Regions from separate parts of the Homo sapiens genome. Here region 2 is linked to region 1. The links are chromatin loops, found by intact Hi-C in ENCODE. Cell type or tissue: heart left ventricle. All regions are shown on one strand.

Region 1 (2,500 bases):
ATAAAGTTTTATTGGAACACGGTCATGCGCATACCTTTATGTGTAGTCTGTAGTGGCTTTTGTGCGGCAATTGCAGAGATTATAGGTCTTACAAAGCCTAAAATGTTTGTTTTCTGGCCTTTTACAGAAAATACTTACTGATTGCCAATCTAGAAGAACTCCACAGTTATGATTTTTGCCTACTTTTGAGCTGCCTCTGAATAGAACACAGTCTATAAAACCAGCGAGGTGAATAGGGTGGCATAGCAAGGTTTCCTAACCCCCAGCCCATGAGCCTTCACTGAGGTGTGGAGTTGGAGTCTGCAGAAAGATTTCTAACGGAAACCCCTGCTAGGGGACCTGCTGGTAGCTTCTCGCTCCCTGTACCTTCTTAGGTTTTGTAGAAAAAAAGTTTCCTGAAGGGAAAAATGTTCTTGATACTACTAGCTCTCAAGGATTAGAAAGGTTTACCTCTGTCACACATCACAAGCTGAAAACAAGGGATGCTTATTTGAAAATGTGAAAACTCAATTTGCAGAAGTAGGGACAGGCACATGCAATGTTAGGCTGTTCTCTCCCCACTGACATTGCCAGGATTAAAAATAGCCGTTCTGTTTGTCCTTCAGCCCTGTATTGAACTGGAGCCTCCAAGTTGCATTCTCCTTAGCTTCATGCTTAATGAAGCATAATTTGTATTAATAGCAGCTATTAAATCTAGAGTGCTTAATAGGAATTTAGAGCGGAGGGCCTGAGTCACCAAGCTCCTCAAACATGGTCCCCAGAGAGCTGAGCTCAGGCCTGAACACCAGCAGCAATGAATTTTGGGCTTGGTAAGGTGAAGCAGCTGTGTTTAACAGGAGGAGAAAGGGGAAAAAGAAATGAAGAAACAGGACTCAACACCTCCAATTCAGCCTGGGGGTTTCTCAAGTTCCAGGTTCTATAATACAAGGGGGTCCCTTATTCGTATTATGTCTGCATTCCGGAAAAGATTGCTGGGTGCTGGAGAACACATGGGCTTGACAATTTTACACACTTGCATTCAGATTTAGTGCTGCTGTGTGACCTGGCTTTGGTCTCTTAACCTCTCTGAGCCTCAGTTTTTTTCTTATCTGAGAAACAAAGATAATCAAGTGGTGATAACATAATGGGAGTTACTGTGAAGATTAATGGGGGAAAGATGCATAGCAATGAAGATTGGATGTTGGGTCTGCATCTCTCTGTTTTCCCGTCCTTCTCTAAACCCAATTCTATTTTAAATACAATCTGGAAGGGTTTTCATAGAAAATTATTTTGGGAAGCCAAATAGCTTCCTTTTAGTCCTGCATTAGCAAAAAATGTCTCTGACTTGCTCAAGCTTCCCTTTAAACATTGTGTTGTTTGTGATTTGCTTTGTTGTAAATCCCCTGTTTAAATGTCTGTCTCCATCCCGACCCCATGAGCTCCTTAATGCTGTGAGAAGAAAATGTGTTTTTCTCACCTTTCACTCCCATTGCCTAGGACAGGGTCTGGCACCAGGCAGGTGTGCAGTCAGTTGTGGTTTCTGTCATCACTGCTATTTTACAATTAAGCAAACAGTGTTAAATACAGGGAGTTTTGTCTGTTTGGGTATTACCAACTGATTGCCCTTGTTGAGAGGATTGACTAGAAAAATAAAGCTCTTGGGCAGGGCTTGTGCCCTATAGTTGTTTTTACTAGAAGTATTCTATAGTATTTATTAGAGCAAGAAAAACTGAGTCTCCTTCAGTGCACAGTCGGTAGCTTATTCTGACAGTTGCACATTCAGCATGAATGTCCTTTTCTGCACTGGGCTGTGGGTGGGTCCCCATGGTAGAAGCCTGGCTCCACACATGGCTTCTGCTCAGCACTTGGGTAGAAGGAGACAGCAGCAGAATGTGAGCCTTCAAAGAAATTATCAAGTTGGGCAGCTTGCCTTTGGAAGGGAGTCCATTTGTGGCAAGCCATTACAATGTCCTAGGTCCATTTAAATATGCCCAGGAAAAAAAAAATAACTTCAACCATCCTCTAACATCCTGAAGCAGGAGAATTAACAGCCTTGCCTTGAACTCAGGCAGCCAACAGGAGAATACACACAGTGAAGGCCTGGCTATGCTAAATCAATGTGAGCTGAGCATCCTCACTGCACGTTACCTGTGCAAAGAATCAGCCATGACAGAGGATGAGAGAATTTTCCATTGCTTTAGAGAATGGTGAGATGCTTTCCATTTCATGTGCAAATCAACAAGCCTGTAGACTGTCCATAGGGCAGGAACGTGCAACATAGGATGTGATTTCAGGTGATCAATCACTTCTATGTTGGCTTAACTACAATGGCCCAGTTACAGAGGGACTCCTTGCTGGGCCATGTGCATCAAAAACAAAGTTTCTATGATTTCTTACAAAATTAAACATACTTTTACTGTATTATCTCCCAGTCATGCTCCTTGGTATTTACCCAAAGGAATTGTAAACTTACGTCCACACAAAAACCTGCACATAGATCTTTATAGTAGCTTTATTCATA
Region 2 (2,500 bases), 120 kb before region 1:
CAACAGAGCGACACTCTCTCTCAAAAAAAAAGATAAGGAAACTGATGCTCAAAGACATTAAATCATTTGTTTGAGGTCATAGTGCTCCTTGCTCCTTGGTGGAATAGGAAGGACTGGAACATAGATTATCAACCTAGCTGAGGGTCTTTCCACAACAAAAACTATCCTGGTACATAGGATGCTTGGGGTATAACTCACAGATGATCTATATGAGAAAGAAAATGAAGCCCGGAGAGGTTGAGGGCCTTGTTAAAGCCACACAGTGAGTCTGGGACACTGACCAGATAAGAATTCCATCTTCTGACTCCTGGGTCTAGTTCTCTGGCCTCCAGGGTTTTGATTTCACCATTATATGAAAGAGGAAGAGCCAAATTGCTTGAACAATTACAGTGTGTTTTTGTTGCCTCTGTTTCTTGGTAATACCCTGTAAAAGCAAATGATAATTCTCAGGGGGATAGTCAATAAAAAGCTGTAAAAATATCTCATTGCCACAGGCTGAACATTTGAAGGAAAATTTGCCGAGGAATGAGCCCCGTTGTTGGTGCCAAGAGACCTAAGGAAAGGAGAAGTCAAGGCATCTGCCTCCACCACAGGAGCCCCTGCTGAACCCAGAGCCCTGGCTCAAACCTACCCCTGGACATTCAATTTCTGCAAATAGAAATCAAAATAGAAGTATCTCTATTGGCATGTTTATATATAATAATTGTATATATATGTACATACATAACAATTGTATATATATGTACATATATAACAATTGTATATATATGTACATATATAACAATTGTAATATATGTACATATATAAAAATATGTCTGTGTATATACATATACACACATATAATTTATATAATGGTGTAATAATTTTGTTGACCGGTTTAAATTCCCATCATTGTCTTCCAATATGTCCTGTTAGATCTTTCTCTCCCCATAATGTTACCTCCAGATAACAAGATTCATAGCTTTCTGGTCACTTCTCAGTTATAACAGTCCCATTTTCAGGTATTAAAAGGTCTAGTCAAATATAAGTCAAAACTTTAATCTCACATCTGACTTCTCTCCTCCTCCCAGTGTAGGTGACCCAAACTTAGGGCCTTTCGGTGAGAAAGAAGGTCCTTGACTTTTTGCTCTTTCTCCCATTCCCCCCACCTCCCTGCTACTGGCTCCTGTACCCTCTACTTTTTTCCCCCAAAGGAATACCTGCATCCTCTTGCTGATCTGGCAGACACTACTTTTGAGCCAGACTCCATTAGGATAACTCAAACCCACTAACTTCTGTGGTGTCCGCTTGGCACATGGGAATCCCACACATCCTTGCCCCACCAAATAGTAGCAGTGCAGCCTGCCCAACTTTGTCTTATCTCCTCTTGTACCAACATCATAGGTATCTTCTGCCAGGCTGTGTCCTTATGGTTTTCCAGGCAGGAATCAAACATAGTCTCTAGGCTCATTATATCAAAAACTCTCAAAGGACATTATTAAGGTATATGAAGAACTCTCACCATTGTATGGGCTAGCTATTTCTGTAATGTTATTTAAGAAACCACTCCCAAGGTCAGTGACATGTAACTAGAAACATTTATTCTCACAATCATGGGCTGTAGTTCAATTGATGCAAGTTGGCCTTGCCTGGGCAGGTTGGTTTGAAGTGGTGGTTCTTCTTGGTCTTGGGCCCTAGCTGCTGGTTGGGCTCAGGTTTGCTGCATGTATGTTCCTTCTTGGCCAAAGCTAAAGGGGAAGCAGCTACCCAGAGGAAGCTATACCCAGGAGATGATAGAAGTGCAGGAGAAAAAACCAAACCACACATGCATACTTCAAACCTCTGCTTACATCAGGTCTGCTAATTTCTCATTGGCCAGAGCAAGTCCCATGACTGAGTTCAAAATTCAGGGGTCAGGAGGTAGGTATACTCTGCTCACAGTAGGGCCAAAACAAGTCACATGCTATGCCCAACACCAATGGGGTGGGAAAGAATGTGGAGATGTCTGATTGAAGGGAATATTAACTCAACAGAAATCTAGTTTACCACAATCACTGAGATGGAATCCCATTTCTGCAACTCAACTTCCAAACATTACCAGTTTCTTCAAGCAATTCTCTTCTTCCTGTCTTAAGGGGGCCACTCCTTCCTCTCCATTGTAAAGGAAGGGAGGAGACTGATTCTCTAATCCTACTTTACAGTCAATGAACTCTGTCTGAATGACTCATCTTTTCATTTATAACCAGAATGAAGAAGTGGTCACTGGGCTGGTTTTGCTGTCTTTTAGCAAGTTCTGCATGGCTGTGTCTAGGGATTCTCTTTAGAATGGGTATATATATATATATATATATATATATATATATATATATATACACACACTCATATATATATATACACATACTCATATATATATACTCATATATATACTCATATATATATACTCATATATATATACTCATATATATACTCATATATATATATATACTCATATATATACTCATATATATATACTCATATATAT

Evidence for each region. A loop is a pair of places that touch in the nucleus more often than their neighbours do. Peaks named below come from ENCODE experiments on the same cell type or tissue, not always from the same donor. Only the 100,000 strongest peaks of a DNase experiment are listed, where the experiment ranks them.
Region 2: a loop joins it to region 1, with 4 times the contacts of the local background. A loop is called at or near these places in 4 of 110 quality-filtered maps.

The regions. Positions count from the first base shown.
Region 1 is chr3:140,596,115-140,598,614 of GRCh38, reverse strand. All of the region lies in intron 2 of LOC102724068 (a long non-coding RNA gene), which reads left to right. Among named protein-coding and RNA genes, the nearest start is that of TRIM42, 81 kb to the left of the region's middle. In heart left ventricle, no CTCF peak of the experiment used is centred here; no DNase peak of the experiment used is centred here; H3K27ac peaks cover 1,227 bases.
Region 2 is chr3:140,716,013-140,718,512 of GRCh38, reverse strand. No RefSeq gene overlaps it. Among named protein-coding and RNA genes, the nearest start is that of TRIM42, 39 kb to the right of the region's middle. In heart left ventricle, no CTCF peak of the experiment used is centred here; no DNase peak of the experiment used is centred here.